3 separate regions of the Homo sapiens genome follow, and all the other regions are linked to region 2. The links are chromatin contacts, found by Hi-C or POLR2A ChIA-PET in ENCODE. All regions are on one chromosome and are shown on one strand. The core of a region is the stretch at or near the end of the contact, and the rest is flanking DNA. Distances in the headings are between cores, read along the strand shown.

The links. A loop is a pair of places that touch in the nucleus more often than their neighbours do. ChIA-PET counts read pairs that join two places held with the same protein, here RNA polymerase II (POLR2A). Pooled maps may share reads with other maps.
Region 1: a pooled map shows a loop between it and region 2 (8-fold over the local background). The contact joins the promoter of FTCDNL1 here to the promoter of BZW1 in region 2. A Hi-C loop is called at or near these places in 8 of 50 pooled maps. POLR2A ChIA-PET finds 5 or more read pairs at or near these places in 2 of 52 experiments (H1 and T-cell).
Region 3: a map of heart left ventricle shows a loop between it and region 2 (9-fold over the local background). The contact joins the promoter of C2orf69 here to the promoter of BZW1 in region 2. A Hi-C loop is called at or near these places in 5 of 168 maps with a recorded cell type or tissue (CD4-positive, alpha-beta T cell, CD8-positive, alpha-beta T cell, heart left ventricle and 1 more), 12 of 37 single-sample maps with no recorded cell type and 22 of 50 pooled maps. POLR2A ChIA-PET finds 5 or more read pairs at or near these places in 1 of 52 experiments (OCI-LY7).

Annotation. Positions count from the first base shown.
Region 1 is chr2:199,849,908-199,852,635 of GRCh38, reverse strand. FTCDNL1 (formiminotransferase cyclodeaminase N-terminal like) reads left to right here and starts at 1,444. Exons shown (of 5, transcript NM_001363886.2): 1 at 1,444-1,896. RefSeq lists an enhancer at 978-1,552 and a silencer at 1,384-1,663.
Region 2 is chr2:200,810,623-200,813,422 of GRCh38, reverse strand. BZW1 (basic leucine zipper and W2 domains 1) reads right to left here and starts at 1,513. Exons shown (of 12, transcript NM_001207067.2): 1 at 1,433-1,513; 2 at 142-215. The coding sequence starts at 205. It overlaps BZW1-AS1 (BZW1 antisense RNA 1), which reads left to right and starts at 1,253. Exons shown (of 4, transcript NR_110275.1): 1 at 1,253-1,638. RefSeq lists enhancers at 160-675, 676-1,191, 2,040-2,299 and silencers at 940-1,309, 1,840-1,989.
Region 3 is chr2:199,909,836-199,912,747 of GRCh38, reverse strand. C2orf69 (chromosome 2 open reading frame 69) reads right to left here and starts at 1,455. Exons shown (of 2, transcript NM_153689.6): 1 at 977-1,455. The coding sequence starts at 1,309. It overlaps LOC101927687 (a long non-coding RNA gene), which reads left to right and starts at 1,602. Exons shown (of 4, transcript XR_923766.4): 1 at 1,602-1,723. RefSeq lists an enhancer at 1,134-1,323.

The sequences.
Region 1 (2,728 bases), core at 195-2,694, 960 kb after region 2:
ATGTAATGTTATTACGCTGTCTCATTTGGCAAGTAGTATCATTATCCGATTGTTTGGAAAGGTGAAATACAGGGGATTCTGGTTCTTTGCCCTACCATGGAAGGAACATTTGGACACCACATTACTTTTTTTGGAAAACGGAAGCTAAAGCTAGAGGCCAAAAAAGCTCTCAAAAGAGAAGATGAAGAAAGTTAGGAATATTGGTCTGATTAAAAAGCTCTCAAAATTATCTAGTGAATGCTGACATTAGATAGGTATTGGTCTTTAGGTAATAACATGGGTATGTATCTACTTTATGCACTTCTATGCAGATTTAGTAGAAAAAAATACCTAAATATATATTTAATTCCATAGGATCCCAGTGCATTTTGAGGATTTAAACAGATAAGCCAACCTCAAAGGGACTGATTCTTGCAACTAAAACACAGACACCTCTGGGGTGAAATGTGGCAACAGTTTGACAGGCATAGCAGTAGCTTAGGCCAGAAAGGATTTATCCAATTAAAATTATGGGATGAATTTTGGCTGGCAGAATGTAATTACCAGCCTTGGAATGGATCCAGGATCCTGAGGTTAACACCCCTCCTCTTGCCAACAACCCTCCTACCTGCCAACACTCCGAGATGGAGAAGGCTGGATCTGACATAATCGCACATAATACTGTTGTGACATCTAAGTACAATGATGATGATGTGAGAAGCATCATGAACCTGATTTTTTTTAACACTCATTATGTTACTTATTTTTATGCCACATTAGGCTAGAAACCAAATGTCCACATAAATGTTAATTTCCTCAAATCTGTGTTTAAAAATTATAATTAGAAAATAAAAAATAGATTTAAAAATTAATTTATTCCGTCAAAGTAGTTATTTAGTGATTATTTCACTACAGGAACAAAATTGGATCAAAATGGTGACATTTAATCCTTGCTACACGAAAAAAAAAAAAGCAGGTCCTGATTTTTTGGAAGCGAAATGTGTTTTCAAGGTTGAGTGGCCTAGAAAAAAAGGAAATGCGGAAGCCTGATTCATATTCGTTGTAACTTTGACTAAATGGGTATGCGCAAGGACTGCTTTTGTCCCGGGGTGGGTCCAGTTCACAGTCACGGGGGGCACTAATCCTCCAGGAGGGGATTTACCAGAAGGGTGTGTGTGAGTGCGTGTGTCCCTTCCAAGGAAACGAGAGAAGAGCCCCCTGCTGGTGCATGATCAATAGGCAAAGACCTGATCATTAGATGCCAATGCCCCTTTAAAGTCATTAATTGACTAGAGAATTGTGGAGGGTCTGGCGATACGGAAGAGCAAACGAAAAGGCAACACTGATAAAAATCTGAAGCGTTCAAGGACGCCAGGCACGTGGTGCCGGGTCAGGGAGGGAGAGGCAGAGCCAGCCCGGTCGGTGTGCGGCTGGGGTGGGGCGCGCTCCGGGCGTCCGGGAGGCGGAGCCGGCGGCAGACGCTGCGCGCGGGCCACGCGCGGCGGCGGAGGCTGCGCGCGGGCCACGCGCGGCGGCGACTTGGGCTGGGCGGTCGCCCTGCCCCACCGCCCTTCGGCGCTCGCAGGTCCGCTCCCCTCCCAAACCGCAGAGCGGCAGGCGCGGCCGCTGGTTCGAGAGCTCGGCCGGGGCAGCGCAGCCGCCGGCTGCCCCTCGCTCCCAGGCGCCACAACCCCGCGCCCTCGCCGCTGCTGCGTCCCGCGAGACCTGTGGGGAGGCCGGGAGTCACTTCGGGTTCCCTTTCAGCCCACGTGGTCCTGGGACACTCCACCCAGGAACCTAGTCGGCACCGCGCAGGGAATCCCAGCAGCGGGGTTCTGGCCCCAGCACGCGTTGCGGCAGCCTGGCGAGCGTCCTTGCGGCCTCCAAGTGCCGGTGGGGTGCGTGCGCAGGGGGCAGGTGAACTGCTGCACTTTGCACTTGCTAGGCTAGGTTCTCCGCGGGTGGGGAGGCGCGGGGGCGGGGGACGGCCGAGTGTTTAATCTATCACCAGAGGTCATCCAATGGTAATTGAAGGATGAGCTGGGAGGACTAGGATCTCCCTGTCCCAAACACAGAGTGTTTTGGGGGGCTTGCGTTTGGGTCACTTTCTGAGCCTGGTACTGCCGCTCATTTCAGCTTCGCTGTGAAGGTGAATTTTTCTAACACCATCTTTGTGTGATTTAGCTGTCCACAGGGAATCAAAATGTGGAATGAGAGGATGAAACTAATCCTTTCTTTTGCACTGTTAGGGGTTGCCATAAACACCATTTGTTAAAAAGCATAATTATGTTGGGAAAGTGCCTGATGAGACAATTAAGCTGCATAAACACACTGAAAACAAATGAAAACCAGAAGACGCCCACACCCCTTGTGTAAAGCAATTTTTTGTTTACATAGAAACGAGAGGTCTGGGTTGCTTTATTACAACAATGTTATTAATATCTAGAAAAACCTAATGACAGAATTTTTATGAATTTTCAGTGATGAGATGATGGACATGATATGAAAACCTGCCTGCAAACCTGAGCTAGCTACGAAGCCTGAGCTCTCTCTAGGTTAAGATGATTAGGCCAACGAATGATCCTGGCGAACAAGCCAGTGGATTTATTGAGGGAGAGCACCATTATTTGCACCAGAGCACTTTTAGCTTAAACTCTAAAGTTTAACGCGTGTCTCAGAGTTAGACCACTGTGGTTGGTATCCCTCACACAGGGAACAGTGGTTGGTATCCCTCACACAGGGAACATTA
Region 2 (2,800 bases), core at 264-2,763:
ATGGCAGTCAACGAGAAATTCAAGTTTCTTTCTGGTATCTTCTTTTGAGGCTTTAGTAATATGCAAGTACCTGTCAGAGAAGGCAAGATACACAAGATGTTCTGGAGGTTTGAAGAGAGACATTAAAACGTAAATATTTACCTCTTTTTCTAGTTTTAAAACGCTGGCCTGATAGCGTTGGCTTTTGCTGCTTTTGATTATTCATAAAAGACACCCTAGGAAAGGAGAAATAAAGCCTTAATATCAGTGCCATAATACTAATTTTTAAAGCAAAACATCAAACCTTAGTCTAGTCACATATGAATCAAATGGAACACCCACTCTCAGGATATAAAGCTGGCAATTATACCCGATACAGGCACAAAGAATTACCTGCACTTGAATCAAATGTACGTCAAAATGTGCATTTCTCTCTACAAGAAACCCTTCAAATTAGTGCTGTGAACTACTTTTAAGCGACATTGTAGTGCTACAGTGATCACCCGTCATAAACCTAATTGTTCAGTTTTCTCCACATTCCTCTTTACATTCACTTACATCTTCCACGACCACTAAGCATCGCAGAACGCAAAGAGAGATTATCACCATAGTCAGCAGGCATCCAAAATGTGTATGCCAATTCTAAAACACTGTCAAAAGGTGAACCCCTTCTTCTGACAAGCCTGGTTACGGGCAGCACCATCCTACCCTAGGTCATGCCTGTGACCGCAACAGCGGCCGCCTTGCACCACTCAGGCCTGCAAAACTAACAGCCAGCCCAGCCTCCTTCGCCCATATCCCACAGTCCTAGCCTCCTCCCCGGTAACGTGTCTCCCAATCCACACCCTTCCCATGCCTCCCGCCCGAGCCACAGATCACCCGCTTCCCGCCCAGGACCCCATCGGCCACAGCGGGGCGCCGTAGGGTCCCGCGGCTCTTTCTCCACTGACCCTGTCGCCTGCGGTGGCGGCCGCCGCAACGAGCGGACCACAGTCACTGAGGCGCTTTGCGCCGGGGCCCCAGGCGCCCCGTACATCCGCCCGCCCTCCAGCGAAAGCAGCGGCGGAGGCGGCGGCCGCAGCGGTGGTGGGTGGCAGCCCCTCCGCCCCGCCCGCCGGAAGCCCCCACGCGTACATCACACAACAGAGGCCGCGGCGGCTTTGTTAGCCAGGCCGGGCACGGCCCAGAGGGAGCCCGCCTCGGCCACTGCCTTCGCAGCCAGCGCCGCGGCGCACACCCGGACCCCACCTCCCCACCCGGGCCGCCGCTACCCCTCGGCCTCCCTGCCGAAGCGGCGGCCTTTCAGGCCCTAGATCCGGCCCGGCCTCAAGAGGCGACCTCCGTTCGGGCCCATCCAAGCCGGGCCGCATCCAGCCCGCCGCCTCCCTCTCCCTCTGCCCGGCGTCCACGACCCGCAGCGTCCGCCCGGGGTGAGCGGGGCGCCGCGTCTCACCGAATTTAAGGCGAAGAGGAAAGAGCCAGAAATCCCCGATGTACCGGCAACTGCGGCGGTGTCTCCTCTGCGACCGGAACTAACGCCAGGAGGAGGGAGAGGTGCCACCCCCGCCCGGACCGCTCTCCTATCGCGAGATTTCTTCCCCTTGCCCCGCCCTGATCGTGGACAGGCGCTTCCGCCTTTTCTATTGCGCGCGGATTAGGGTGAGGGACTGGGATAGGGGAGGGGAGAGACGTTTCCAGTCTTCTTTATTCCCTTACTGGGTTCCACGTCGCCTGGACACTTGTCCTAGACTAGCTTATTTTTCTTCCCCCGCTGCGTCGTCCGCCCTCTTCACACATGGAGGGGTTGGAAGAGCGGAGCCGGCCCCCGCCGGTCTCGAAGTTGGACGCGTCCTCCTGGAGTCCCTCGCCGCCGGCCCCCTCCTCCAGCACCGGAAGTCGAAGCCCGAGGGCGGGGGGCCCTCGGGTCGTGCGGGGGCGGAGGCTGGGGGCGGGCATGGGGGCGTGGTTTGGGGAAGGAATCCGCACCTCGCCTCCGCCCTGGCCGGGATGGGCGGAGTTCGCTCCAGCTGAGTCCCCTGCCTGGCGACTTTTCTCTGAGGGGCTGTCTCATTGTTCACTACCTCCCTTAAGAGCGAAGAGGACACAGGCCGAAGATTGAGAAGGGGAAATTCTGTCCTCCAACCGCGGTCCCTGCGCGCTGCAGCGGTTGTCTCCCGAGTGTGGTGGCTATGGGGACTTGGAGAGCATCAGAATCCCTTGGAGGACTTGTTATAACAGACTGCTGGGCCCCACCCGTAGTTTCTCATTCTGTAGGCCTGGTGTGGAACCCATGAATGTGCATTTCCAACAAGTTATCTGTGATGCTGCTGCTGGTCCGCACCTTGAGAACCCCTCAGTTAGAGGCTATATCATCAGGGAGCTGGGGTACGATCAGATTAGATAGTGCGTGTGAAAAGCACTGTGGACGTGACAAAACTCTGTGCAGATAAAGATGCACAGCGCCTCTAGGATGTAGCCCCATGTTTTTATTCACTGTACAGTAGTTTACTTCTCTCCAGTTGCTTCCTCACTCTCTGGTAGGAGGAGAGTGGCTTCTCTTCCCTAAACCTTTTGATAAAATAGTTTGTTGACTTCTTTTCCCTAATTAACTATCTGACCTCTACCCCACCCCCCCGCAACTTCATGGAAAAATGACTTTCTCAGCGTTCGTTCCTGAAATTATTGCCAAACCCAGTGTTTTATTCTTCACCCTGTTTGCCTCCTCTGAGCATTGAATGTTACCTACCTCTCTCCTTGAATCCTGGCTCCAGCTATCCTGGTTACGTTCTGAATGTGCCTTTGCACGGTATTTTCTGACTCT
Region 3 (2,912 bases), core at 206-2,705, 900 kb after region 2:
AATCACTTGAGCCCGGGAGGCGGAGGTTGCAGTGAGTCGAGACTGCGCCACTGCACTCCAGCCTGGGCAACTAAGCAAGACTCCGTCTCAAAAAAACAAAAAAGAGAAACATACCTAGCTATAGTCTAGCTTTACCTGTCTAGAACTTTCTATGATGATGGATTATTTTCTATGATAATGCTATATATCTGTGCTGTCCAATACAGCACACGCAAGCCATCTGTAGCTACTGAGCACTTGAAATGCAGCTAATATGAATAACTGGATTTTTAGTTTTATTTAATTTTAATTAATTCAGATAGCCATATATGGCTAATGGCTACCATATTAGATAATGCAACGTTAGATTAAGACCCAGTTTTCAGGGCAACATAACCACGGATATTTACCTGCAGCTATAAAATAATAAACATAACATGCAAAAGCAAAAGTACAAAAGAGGTGAGCATCAAAACATTGACATGCTTAATAATTATTGTCCCTTTTCTTCCACCCATCCCCACTCTTTTTTAGGGTTACTGGATGTCATACCTTTGTAATGTTTGTTTGGTTTTTAATTACTGCCACCGTTTTCTAAACACTACGTGCTAACTTAATTTGAAAGCCATCGCTCTGTCCCCTGCCCAACACACACACACGGTCCTCTGAGAAACCAAATTATAGAATAAATATACAAGATGCGTGTCACTCCCTGTCTCAAATTCCGCCTCTTGGAAACCTGGACCGACAGCTGGCTCTTTCGAGATCGTAGCCCTCGTCGGACACCTTCCCCATGGGGTTCTATGGACAAAGGGCGCCAAGGGCGTGGAAGGCACGGTTTTGGATTTCGTGGAGTAGAGGAAGAGCCACCCTCAGTGAATGTGTGGGTGTGTTCAGGCAAGGAAAGGAACCAGGCAGCAGCCACGAGGGAAGAATCAGTGACCGCGTACGTATACACGAGAGGAAGGAACAGATACCCAGGCAGGCCCCGAGTTACCTGCACATCCCCAGGGAAATAGAGGACGTGATGCTGGGGCGGCGGCTGCGGCTCCTCCTTCGCTGGGTCCCCGGGGAGGTCCTGCCGCTCCAGTCCCTCCCCGGCCGCCGCCAACAGGAGCAATTCGTTGCTGCGCTGCGGATCGGCTCCAGGCACGGTGGAAAGCTGCAGGCACTGACGGCGGCGCACCTCGGCCGAGAGGGAGCATCGCGCGCCGCCGCTGCCGCCCGGGTTCATGGTTCTGGCCTGAGAGCAGGACGAGGCGTTTCCGATTCCGAGCTGCGGCAGCAGGAGCAGCAACGGCGGCGACCGCAGGAGCCTGAACCCCCACATGGGTCGCCGCCGCGAGAGCGGTTCGGAGGTGGAGGGTGGCGGAGGGGTTCCTGAGGGAGGGACTTCAGCAGGCGGCTCAGCCGGCGGCTCAACGGTCGGCGGCCGCGGCCCGGCCGGGAGCCGGCGCTGAGGCGACGACGTCAGAGGCCGACGTCCGCGCGCAGCGTGCGTAAGGAAAGGAAGGGAGGGGTGTGGGCGAAATCGGTCTTGGGATCCCGGAGAAGACGGTGGGCGTGGCTTGAGGAAGGGCGTTTGTGATTGGTGGGTTCTGCCGCGGCCGGGAAGTTCGAACAGAAGTCTGGGGAAGAGCCGGCGAAGAGCAAAGAGATAATACAGTACTCCCAGCTATAGCAAGCGGCAGTTATGGAGCATGCGCAGCAGCAGGGGCGGCCGCAGGTCGCCGTTCAATAATACGTAATGTATAGACTTTTGAGTATACGAAGCTCCCTGTTTCTCTAGGTTCACCTGAGATTTATCTGGTCTTTCAGGGCTTAAAAGGGAGACATTCCCAAAGAAGATTCCGTGGGAAGTCTCCTACAAGCCCCGAAGGAAGGGAATCTCTCTCCTCATACCTTGAGTTTCCTGAGTACAATTATTATAGATATACGAAGATCTCTGTGCTCATGGAGAATTTGTGGTTAGATATGAAGCTAATTCATCTCTGTTTGGGAACAGGGTACATGATCTAGGACAGGAAAAAAACGGGGCGAGGCAGTACGCTTTACTTGGTGTTTTGCTATTTGGAGGTTTTCAAAAACTAAACAGTGTAGGAAAGTCATGTGTGTCCAGCAACTATCTGTGGCCAGTTGAGTAGGAATAAGATTTGGCGAAATGTATGCTCAGGCCTGTACTCCCAGCACTGTGGGAGGCCGAGGCGGAGGATCACTTGAGTCCAGCAGTTTGAAACCAGCCTGGGCAACATAGGGAGGCCTTGTCTCTACTAAATTTTTTTTTTTAATTAGCCGGGCGTGGTGGTGCATGCCTATAGTCCAAGCTACTGGGAGGGCTGAGATGGGAGATTGGATCGCTTGAGCCCAGGAGTTGTATGCTGCAATGAGTTGTGATCCCACCACTGCACTCCAGCCTGGGCAACAGAAGCAGACCCTGTCTCAAAAAATAAACCAAAAACAAACAAAACAGGGAAATGTGTGCGAGCGAGGATGAGATCCAAGTACTTGTGAGACAAAGCACTGTAAAGAGAATAATTAATGAAAATTACAAAAAACTACAGCCAACATTTGTTGAGGGTTTACTATAGGCCAGAAATCTAAGCACTTTATATATAATTGTTCGGAGTTTATATATGTGTATTTAAGCACACATACTGTTTTCTTTGGTCTACATATGCAAATAATAACAAATGGCTTGGAGTAGGAACATAAATGAGCAAATGATAAAATATGATTTATATATATGTATAGACTTGGTGACTTAGTATGCTAACCTACTCTGGTCTAAATTGTTGCATTCCATCTGACATCAAAATATTGTTATCAATCAAAAATTATTCAATTAATTACTAAGGAAATCTGCCGCTTTCTAAAATAACTGGTTAAAAACAAGTAGAGGTTAGTTATACAATAATTAGTATATAATGACATTT